2 separate regions of the Homo sapiens genome follow, and region 1 is linked to region 2. Evidence: chromatin contacts called from ENCODE Hi-C or POLR2A ChIA-PET data. All regions are on one chromosome and are shown on one strand. Each heading gives the region's core, a stretch centred on a gene start or an enhancer-like site at or near the end of the contact. The rest is flanking DNA. Distances are from core to core; before and after follow the strand shown.

Evidence for each region. A loop is a pair of places that touch in the nucleus more often than their neighbours do. ChIA-PET counts read pairs that join two places held with the same protein, here RNA polymerase II (POLR2A). Pooled maps may share reads with other maps.
Region 1: a loop to region 2 is called in a pooled map, with 2.3 times the contacts of the local background. The contact joins two enhancer-like sites. A Hi-C loop is called at or near these places in 2 of 168 maps with a recorded cell type or tissue (chondrocyte and mammary epithelial cell), 2 of 37 single-sample maps with no recorded cell type and 9 of 50 pooled maps. POLR2A ChIA-PET finds 5 or more read pairs at or near these places in 1 of 52 experiments (HEK293).

The regions. Positions count from the first base shown.
Region 1 is chr10:30,579,587-30,585,258 of GRCh38, forward strand. No RefSeq gene overlaps it. Among named protein-coding and RNA genes, the nearest start is that of LYZL2, 47 kb to the right of the region's middle. Within about 2 kb of position 4,250, at least 30 of the 41 ENCODE cell types and tissues checked have a DNase peak (open chromatin) inside an H3K27ac peak, as active enhancers do.
Region 2 is chr10:30,283,692-30,289,350 of GRCh38, forward strand. No RefSeq gene overlaps it. Among named protein-coding and RNA genes, the nearest start is that of MTPAP, 63 kb to the right of the region's middle. RefSeq lists an enhancer at 1,442-1,521. Within about 2 kb of position 1,345, at least 3 of the 41 ENCODE cell types and tissues checked have a DNase peak (open chromatin) inside an H3K27ac peak, as active enhancers do.

The DNA.
Region 1 (5,672 bases), core at 3,000-5,499, 300 kb after region 2:
TGGCTGAAGTGACAGGTATCTGGGATTATTATTTTGCTTTTGCAACCCATAAAAGAAAAACCAAATCCACAAGATCTGCAGGGGAGGAGCAGGTTAAATACTAAGTGCTGGGTCTAATCCTTCAGCAGCCAGGCAGGATTAGGGGCTGAGGCTTGTACTGCTGACGAGAGACAGCAGAAGGCTGCATGGTAAGTGGCACGTGTTCTAATGAGTTGAAAGCAGCATGAAGGAGCCTTTTTTATCCTCTGGCTCTAAGAGTTTGCCTTATCTTCTTAAGTGTCAACTTGTTAATATTTGAAGAGAAAACCAGAAAAGTCTTACTGATTCCTGCTTTCTCCTGTGCTTTCTTTTGAGGAGGTCGCTCATTTAGAAGCACTTGACTTGGGTGGGCATCCCTATGAGCTGGAGGGGCCCAGGCTGCAGAGGCTCTCATGGGAGTTCTGTGGCTGGAAGTGGGTTGTTGGAGCAACTCGAACCCGAAGTTGAGTTCATTCATTATCCCAGGAAAGGGCCATCAGTTAAAAGGGAACTCATACTTTCAAGACCAGCCTGCTTTCAAGGTGTCAACTGATCGTGTAGACAATGTCTCAAAAAACAAAAAAAAAATCAACCATGACATTAACTTCAAAAAGCAAGGGATTGATTTGTGATCAATATGAAAATATGAACAATGAAGACAAGCAGGAAAGTACCCACGAGGATGATTTTTCCACCAACTGCTTCGTGCACATTGTACCACAACCAAAGAAAAGAGCAGAGAGGAACATCCCTGGGCTCCTGAGAGGAGAGATGGAGCGGCGTTTGAATGGTGTTTGTCTCCCTGGCTTTTCCAGATACAATCTCCGAAGCTTTTTACTCCTTCACAATTGGCTTCATTAGCATTTCAGGAAAGACTCTTTCTGTTCATGAGTTTTACCTTTCTGATGTTAGTTCCCTATTTTCAGGCAATTTATCAAAAGGAGTAGAGTGATCCAGATTAAGTGTATGGATGAAACGGGACTAAAAAGCGATATTAATGGGTTTTTCTTACCCCCTCAAAAATATTTTTCTTTGTGATGTAGGAATCACCTGACATTTTTCAGGGATGGTGCAAGTGAGCTCAAGTGACGGGTCAGTGCGGTGGGACACTGGCCATGGTGCCAGCAGCATGGGGTCACATCCTGGCTCTGTTGTGTGACCTTGGGCAAGTCACGTACCCTCTGGGTTGAGTGTGCTCATATGTAAATCAGGAGATGGCTTACACGGGAGATAGCTGCTTTGCATCACAGAATTGCTGTGAGAAATAGCATAAAGCAAGATGATATTTGGGAAAGTCCTTTGGAAATAACAGAATTACCCACATGCCAAGTGGTTTTATTCCATGCTGCCCTGTTTCAGCTTGCTTGGGCAGCAAGATTCAATTATCTGGAGCGCCAGAGGGAAGAGGCCTCTGTTTAATTTGTTTTTCTGCTATTTTCAGAGATTTAATTACAAGTCCTTACTGATGCAACCCTTCTTATACATTTTTCTAAGCTCCACCTGGCCTTTTGCTCACCTTATCACCTTATCAAGCCAAAAAATCTTCTTTTGTGTAAAGGTAGTGTTCGTTAGCTTTCTTCCAAATAAAGTCACTAATTTTTTTCCCTTATAATTTAAAGTAGGCCTGGCGCAGTGGCTCATGCCTGTAACCTCTTTACTTTGGGAGACTGAGACAGGAGGATTCACTTGAGCCCAGGAAGTCGAGGCTGCCATAAGCCATATTTTCACCACTACATTCCAGCCTGGGCAACAGAGACAGACCCTGTCACACACACACACACACAAAAAAAATTAAAAAGTAACTTGTGGAGCAATACTTTGAGACTAAGTAAATATCTTGCTCGTATCAAAACTTCACCCACCAGGTTTAGCTTTTTTTTTTTTTTTTTGAGATGGAGTCTCGCTCTGTCGCCCAGGCTGGAGTGCACTGGCGCGATCTCAGCTCCCTGCAACCTCCACCTCCTGGGTTCAAGCGATTCTCCTGCCTCAGCCTCCCGAGTAGCTGGGACTACAGACGCATGCCACCACACTCAGCTAATTTTTGTATTTTTAGCAAAGACGGGGTTTCACCATGTTGGTCAGGATGGTCTTGATCTCTTGACCTCGTGATCTGCCGGCTCAGCTTCCCAAAGTGCTGGGATTACAGGCATGAGCCACCGTGCCTGGCCCAGCATTTGGTATTAATACATTTCTAATTCCTTCATTCTTTCCACATTTATCAGCTTGCACGCTGCTATAAGGAAGGGTTTCCCTCTCCCTAATCAATTTATTATTTATTTTTCATTTATTCGTTTATATCAATATGAACTCATGGATTCTTGTTCTACACCACTTGGTTTGATTTTTACATTATCCCCACTTTGGCCAGTAGGGGGCCCTAGCTACCTCCCACATCCTCCTGCTATAGCCCTTCAGTCTGTTTTCCTGACTTTCCAGCACAAGTCCTTTTTTCTTTTTGGCTAAATCTAATGATCCATGTAGTCTGTCCTGTGAGCTTGGGATTCTACCCAGAAGTCAACAGACAAGAGAGGAATTTTGATAAAAGATTAAAAAAAAAAGACAGTTTCTGAGTAAAATGATAGCCCAAGGCATCTCCTTTCTAGACCTCCGATGAATTGATGAAGAAATATGAAAAACAGAAAAGACTCCATAACAGTGCAGGAAATTAGGGAAGAGATCCCCTGCATATTAGAAATTCAATTTCCCTTCTCAAGAAACAGCAGCAACAAGGGCTGAGATCACTTATAAGTGGGAGCTAAATAATGTGTGCAGGGCTGGGCACGGTGGCTACACCTGTCATCCCAGCATTTTGGGAGGCCAAGACGGGCAGATCACTTAAGCCCAGAAGTTCAAGACCAGCCTGGGCAACATGGCAAAACCCCATCTCTTTGGGGTATGGCGGTGCATATCTGTGGTCCCAGCTACTCAGAAGGCTGAGGCTGGAGGATTGATTGAGCCTGGGAAGTTGAGGCTTCAGTGAGCTGTGATCACACCACTGTGCTCCAGCCTGGGCAACAGAGAAAGACCCTGTCTCAAAAAATAATAATAATAAAATAATGTACACACATGGACATAGAGTGTGAAATGATAGAGATTGGAGACTTAGAGGAAGGGGGGTGATGAGAAATTACTTAATAGGTACGGTGTACATTATTCGGGTGATGGATACACTAAAAGCCCCGAATTTACCACTATGCAATATATCCCTGTAATAAGTTACACTTGCACCACATACATTTATACAAATAAAAAATTTTTTAAAGAAGAAAATAATTGTAACCCTTGTTCCAGGGCCTCATGGCGTTTCATGCCACCTGGGCGAGACAGCGTGCGTTCTTACTGGGCACTGGCACTTTGGACGTCTGTCGAGTGACTGACTTTTGGAAGGTCCTCATCATCTGTCTTAGTTGAAATCTCTTTTAATGATCAGGTTACCCAATGAAAGTATACTTTGTATGGATCAGAAAGACCCTTTGTTTCCCGCAATTAATTAAGTACACTAGCTTTGCAAAAGCATCTTCAACCTCTATCAGGCTATAGAGATTCCGCCTTTCTCCCACCACCTCCAACCTTGGCATTGCTCCCACAGCCCATCTGGGGGCCGGTGCCCCCTCTTCTCTGTGCCGTCTGCTTCCACCCTGCTAATCTCTTTCTTTTATTATTTTTTAATTTATTCTTCTTATTTATTTTTTGTCTTTTTTTTTTTTTTTTTTGAGACCCAGTTTCACTCTGTCACCCAGGCTGGAGTGCAGTGGTGCAATCTTGGCTCACTGCAGCCTCCACCTCCCGGGTTCAAGCAATTCTCATGCCTCAGCCTCCCAAGTAGCTGAGGTTACAGGTGCAAACTGCCATGCCAAGCTAATTTTTGTATTATTAGTAGAGATGGGGTTTTACCATGTTGACCACGCTGGTCTCATGGTCTCCACCCGCCTCAGCCTCCCAAAGTGCTGGGATTACAGGCATGAGCCACCACATCCAGCCACTATTTATTTTTTGTCCTTCTAATCCTTGGAACCTGTGAATTGTTTTTCCTTATTTATTTAATTACGTATTTATTGTTATGCTGCTAATCTCAAAGGACGCTTTCTTCTAGAAAGCAGAAACAATTGATTCTGCAAATGTGTGGTTTCCCATTGACATCTAAGGAAAAATGAAACAGGGCCTGGGAGACAGTTTACACCGTATTCATCCAGGACATTCTCACTGATGGACTTTCCACGAAAGCTCTGCAAGTTTTCCTTTCAGTTTCACTGTCCGTTGGCCGGTACTGGTTGCTTGACTAAGCCCTGTTGGCGTGGGTTACTGCTCACCCTGACAGGTCTTTGTGAAACATGAAACAATACAAACATTCTTCTCATTTCCCCTCCGTTCTTCCTCTTGGAGCTGTTCCCAGTCCCGGTGGCCCTTCTGAAGCCGAGTGGGAAGCTCAGAAGGAACCTCTGGATTTGTTTACCGGTGTCAGGAATGGAAACTGCTGGGGCACCTGTGTACTCTTGCTGGTTTCTTAAACTCTGTCTGAATCCCACACACCCTTGCTTTTCGGGGAGTTGTGGCTGGCTGGGACAGGAGCAAGGAGTCTCTCCTTTGAGTCAAAGGAGGCACAGTAGCCAGAAGGAGGGCTTAGATATGAGAATGTTACAGGCCAAGAAGCTAGACGGACCATCTGGAGAGTGACCAAAATGAAAAGCGCAGCGGCAGTTGTGCAGCTGTGGTCTGGAGCGAGGTGTCCAGGGTCTTGGGCAATGGAAGACATAGAGGAGGCCAGAGATGATTGCTTCCAATGGAGTCTGTAGCTCGCACTTGCTTTTGTGGCCAGTGATGTGAGCAGATGGGTTTACCAGGCTATAAGCTTTTGGTGGCTGTGTGCAAAGACTTCCACTGAGATGATCGTGTCTCCTCAGGCACATCTGGGTGTTGGTCCTGACAGCTGGAGTATTGGGGTTTGAGTTTTGCCTGAAGGACTCACTGGTGAGGCTGAACCAAGTGTGTTTCTTTGGCCATCACAAGGACCCAGGCAGGATGTCATACTCAGCAGTACAGCAAGAACTGGTCCAATGCTTCAGATCTGTGATTCTCAATGGGCAGAGGGCAATAAGTAATGTCTGAAGACTTTTTAAAAAAAAATTAATTAGAGAGAGGGTCTTGGCTCACTGCAGCCTCCAACTCCTGGGTTCAAGTGATCCTTCTGCCTCAGCCTCCCAAGTAGCTAGGACTACAGAGGTGTCCCACCATGCCAGGCTTGAAGACTTTAAAATTTTATATATTTTATTTCAATTTTTTTTGAGTTGTGGTCTCACTCTGTCACCCAAGCTGGAGTGCAGTGGCGTGATCAAGGCTCACTGCAACCTCCACCTCCCCAGATTCAAGCAATCCTCCTGCCTCAGCCTCCTGAGCAGTTGGGATTACAGGCGTGAGCCACCACACCTGGCTAATTTTTGCATTTTTGGTAGAGACGGGGTTTTGCCATGTTGATCAGGCTAGTCTCGAATTTCTGAGCTCCAGCAATCCACCCATCTAGGCCTCCTAAAGTGCTGGGACTACAGATGTGAGCCACCCCCAGCTCGGCCTAAGTTTATTTTTTGTTCCTAGGTATTTGAGAGGTGCAAGTGCAGGTTTCTTACATGTGTATTTTGCATAGTGATGAAGTCTTAGCT
Region 2 (5,659 bases), core at 95-2,594:
TACACCTGTGATGCTGGTGGTGGGATTCGTTGGTGAACTACAGCCTGTAGGCCAAATCCAGCCCACTACCTGATTTTGCATGGCCCAGGAGTGAAGGATGGTTTGTTTGTTTTTTTGTTTGTTTGTTTTACATTAAAATGATTGAGAAATAAATTTTTTAAAAGAATATTTCATGACTTGTGAATAGTATATAAAATTCACATGTCATAAATAAAGCTTTATTGGAACATGCCAGACCCATGCACTTACATATTGTCTAGGGCTTCTTTCCCCCATGTAAAGTTGAGTAGTTTTACAGAGATCATATGGGTTCCAAAGCCTAAAATATTTACTATGTGACCCTTTACTGAAAAAGTTTGCTGACCCCTGCCTTGTAGTATGACACATGGATTTTTGGAAGAGTAAAACAAATTTAACATTTGCTGAGCACTCCTTCTTACCCAGCATGGCTATAGACTCTTCTCATGTATTTAATATAATTTTGTGAACAACCCTATAAGGCAGGTACTATTATTATCTTCATTTCACACATAAGAAAGTTAAGACACCTCGGTAATTTTCTCAAAGTCAGGTCATTAGTGAGTAGAAAAACTGGGATACGAACCCAGGCTGTCCAATTCCAGAGCAATAATCTAGTTAGATTTTCTGGCTTGTTATGGGATGGAATTCCTGCTAGCTGTCCCTCAAAAATGTCAGTATCGCTATGCAAACCATCATTTACTTGATTAGTCTTGCTGTGGAGAAAGGGATTGGGCTGTGCCTACACTTGGGGCACAACGGGAGAGGACACAACAGGAGGGGACAGTAGCCTTGAGAAGTGGCACCAGTTCACTCCTGGGCTTTACATTTGATGGCGTCATAGAATGGAGGAAATCATTGTGTGTGTGTGTGTGTGTGTGTGTGTGTGTGTGTGTGTGTGTGTGTGTGGTGTATACATAGCAAATGTCTCGAAGGTCCCATCCCAAACTGCATATAGCATTTGCCCTTCAGGAGTGAAATGGATAATGTAAAATTGGGAGCTGTCTACATTTTAATCCTACGTTGTTTGAAATTTTAAGTGAGGTTGTAGTCTTTGTATTGCTATTTTCAGAAACTCATATAAACATGGTGAAAAGAACTCTCTGGCCTGATTTTCCCTTTTGTGAGGTAAATTGACTTAACTCTTCTTTAAGTTTCCTAGGTTTTGAGAAGAGATAGATTATTTAATAATCTATTTCCCCAGGATGGCACCTAGAGGAAAAGATTATCCAGCCACCAAGAAATGCCCAGCTCCTCTATTTATGATGAACCTGACTTAATCAGGAGTAGAAGGCACATTTCTTCTTTTCAGAGTTACACAAGGGCCCTGGGTTTCCTGTTGACATGAAGATATTCACACCCTTCAGAGGATGGAACCCTTCACAAACAGCTTATCATCTGTTCCACTTTCTGCTCTTAGAGATGAAATAGGAAGTTTCTTCTTTGTTCAAAGATTAAGGAAACCACTGTTTCCCTGTTGAGATGGGGAAAGACGTACCATCCTGGGATCTTCATGTCTCAGAAGGATTATATACATTTTCCCTTGTCTTCCCTGCAAAGGAATGAGAGAAAGAACAGTCCCAGGGTTTGGCCACTGAAGGCTGGAAAGGGATGGCAGGGCCCTCCCACACTTAGTCATTACTCATGCATGAGGGCAGCTCCCAGCCCTCAGCTCTGGAGGGGTGGTGAGGGCTGGTTTTCCTGGGCTCTGCTAGGTATCTGCTTGGTATCTTGGGGAACTATCTCAAATTGAGTGAAAGAGCAGTGAGTGTTGCTTCCATTTTCGGTACACCACTGAAAATGAAGTACTTGTACAAGCTGGACATTTGAGTTTCACTTCTCTTGTAATGTTGAATACAGACTCCTAATTTAAAGACATGTATCTAAGGGACAAATAATTGCACTGATCCAAGAAGGGCTGGGCTCCTGGCTAAACTCTATCCTGAAGCCTGGAACCTTGGCCCTAAGTGAAAACAGCCAACCCCATTTTTCCACCCAAATGATTTCCTTTTTGGCCCACCCCGCCCCCTATCCTGTGCCCACAAAAAACCAGACTTCAGCTGGTAGAGGGAAAAAAAACACACACATACAAAAGCTGCTGACTGTCGGGGATACAAGCAGCTGAGTGGTGAGCAGAGAAGCAGCAACTGCGTACTGTAGAATATGGATAAACGCAGCTAACTTCAGACGGTGCGGCTTCAGAGGGGAGCCTGGCTGGAGACAGGCTGGGCTTCAGGGAAAGATCACCTTCTTCCCACTCGATCCCCTTTCCAGCTCCCCTTCCACCGAGAGCCACTTGCACTGCTCAATAGTCTTCTGCACCAATCATCTTTCAAACAGTTCATGTGACCTGATTCTCCCAGAATATTGAACAACAACTCGGGTGTCAAAAAGAGCAGGTGCAGAAGGCTGTCACCCTAACCTTTTACTGAGCTGTTAACACTTAGCCATCCACAGACTGCAGGCTGCAGGCTGAGTGAAATGAGTCACTCCAGTTCCACGAAGGGGGTCAAAGTCAAGGAAAAATCTCATCTTAACACAACCCATAATGTAATAGTGTGCAATATCTTTTCTAGTAATCACAGTTTTTGTAAAAAATCAGTATAAAGCTGTCAAGTTTTCTTTCTTAGAAAAGATCTGTTATATTTTTCTGAAATCATCTTCTTTATCTTTTGCAGGGAGGAATGTCCTTCCTTTTATGAAATTAAATAAGAGCCCCTATAATTTGCAAGAAACTGTTCTAAGTCCTAAGGAATTGGCAGCGAACAAAATGCAGCAAGTCTCTAAACTTGTAGAGCAAATTTTTTTCCAGAATAAAATGTAGCTTTATTATGACATAGGAAAGACTGCAAACCATTAGGGGAGGACGAGGAGTCAAATTGATGCAGGATTATTTTCTTGACTGTTTCGTGGGACTCGTGACAGGGGTGCCCTGTTTACTCAGCCCACCCCGCTTAACCCCTTGTAGGAGGGAGCACACAAGCAAATGAATGGAGGAACCGGCTGGCTGCTCCATTCCTTCAGGTCTGCCATGCTCCACCCCTCACAGGAGGGAGCATGTAGGCAAGTGAGTGCAGGAACCAGCTGGCTGCTTTGGTGCCAGCAGGAGCAAACTCCAGGCAGGCCCCGCAGCAGTGTCTAGGTGGGGGTGCCTGTGACCCCAGAGCCCCAGAGGGCGTGTTACAATGCTCTCTTAGCTCCACTGTCCACAGACAGCAGTGTGTTATCAGCTCAGTGGGCCCTTTGCCTCATCGTATGGGGCAGCTGCCCTCTGCCAGTGAGGGAAAGGGACCAGTGTTGACAGCCTTTTTGGGTATCAGCCCTTGGTGCATACTGAATCCTTGTTTGGTGCCCAAGAAGAATGAGGTCACATGAACGAATTGAAGGATGGTGGATGAGGATAATTTTATTGATCAATGAAAGCAGATCTCAGCCGAAAGGGGAGCTGGAAAGGAGATGGGAAGGGCAGGTTGCTCTCCCTTGAAAGCCTCTGTTTGACATCCAGCTGCTGTCTCTGAAGTCAAGGTGCCTCTTCCCAGTGTCCAGCTGCTTCTCCTCTCTACAGGCTGAGCCTGGGGTCTTTGTAGGCACAGGATGAGGGGTAGGGCAGGCCATAGATTGCTTTGGAAAAGGCAACATCTGATTGGCAAAAAGACGTTATTCAGAAAGAACCAATCAGGAGACAGTGGGCACACAGGGATAGAAGTTCTCACTTTGGGTGGCAGGTTTCAGGATTTCCAGAAGGTGGGGTTTTGCCACAGATCCACCCCTGTCTGCAGAGAATTTCTCTGCCTCTTGCCTCTATCCAGATAGCTCCTTAAAATGAGAGGTAAAAGGAAGACATAAACACCTTGGTAATGAAGCCTCCAACCACAGCACAATCATTGGATGTTTTTTCTCACAATTTTTTGTTTTCAAAGCTATAGTAAATGAAACAGCTACTTGAATTATCAAAAGAATAGCAGTTTTACACAATGAGAAGCATACATGCCAAGCAAAAATATAGTAGCACTTGGGCATAGAGTCCAGGGACCCTTCGTGCACCTGATAGGGAAGCCCAGGGCCTCGGTAGGTGTTGTGGGGGTGCTGGAAGGAGGCCAATCATGCTCCCAGCATATGGCTCAGCTCAAAGCACAACAGCAAATTCTAGAAAACAAATAAATATATAACACCATGCCAACAGTAATTGGCACTATTAGCACCAATTAATAATATTAGCACTATTTTAATAAGTGCTATGAAGAGACATGAAATAGAACCAGGAGCTCAAGCAGTGGGACTCAACCTGGGCCCAACGCTGTAAACACCCAAGAGCTTTAAAACATATTGTTGCCTTGGTTCTACTTGGAGAGTTCTATTCCAATTGGTCTGGAGTTTAGCTTGGGAATCTGAATTTTAAGCACTTTGGGTGGGTCTAATGTACTGATGAGCAGTGACTACCAATAAGGGCACACTGGCACTTGAGGCTTTCACTCACATTTCATTGGCCAAAGCAAGTCATATTCCTGACCTGCACTCCAGGCAAGAGGGCAGTGCCATTCCAGGTGTGCCCTGGAGAAAGGGAATGTGCGTGAAGCCCCTTAATGGTGGCCACAAGCTCCTCCTCCCTTGCTTGAGTCCAAGTGAAGAACTGTTTTTCTATTAAATCCAATTCTATGACTTTCCCTAACATTCACACACAAAGTAATGCAATACAGACCCACATACCAGCAGATCGCTACTAGCTGAGTGTGTGACCAGTTTGAGTATCTGGATGGGCCAGATGTTCACAGTGGCCACACTTAGCCACAAAACACAACAGCCTTCAATGTCCCAGCCCTTGGCCTAACCATCATTGCTCTCCAAGCATGTGGAGGCTTCAGCTTTCTCACTTCCGGAGCCGAGGTGACACTGTTATGCACTGGCTAGTTTAGCTTTTTTGGGTGCAACATCTGGAGCAAATGTGTAACTTGATGTTGGTCACTTTTACACAAAAATAAATAGTCTGTATCCGACAGACCCAGTGAAAGGTGCTGTTTGTTTAGACAGTGGATTTGTTGTGCATTTCATTTAGCTAATGAATCTTGGAACTCTCAACATAAACAATCAGGAAACTTAAACCCTTAAGGAGCCTAAGAGATAGGAATGTTTTCTTCAGTGTGAATCATGAGCTAATTATTGTTCCTAAAACTGTAAACCAAATTAATTATGCCTACCTAGTAGCTAGAGAACATGAAGGATCCAGCACCTGCCTTGTGTTCAAATATGGACTATTTAGAGACAAGAGGTGTGTTCGATTTTTCTGCTTGCTAGAACATACTCTCTTTCAAGTTTCTTCAAGTAGCAGGGGTCCCTTGTAAAGATGTACATGAGTTAAAAAAGAAACAGGGATCTCATGAGAACCTAAGAACAGAAGCCAATGGACACTCAGCTTACATATAATTACATATATAATTAATATTCTCAGTGACATAAGAGGAATCTTTGCATCCATGACACAGGAACAGAGTCATTTAAAAAAGGATCAATCAGACATTCAGAAATAGAAAAAGAGCTTTTGGAAATCTAAAATATGATTGCAGAAACACAACAATGACAAACTCAATAGAACAAATAAAAGTAAAATTTGGGCCGGGCATGATGGCTCACGCGTATAATCCCA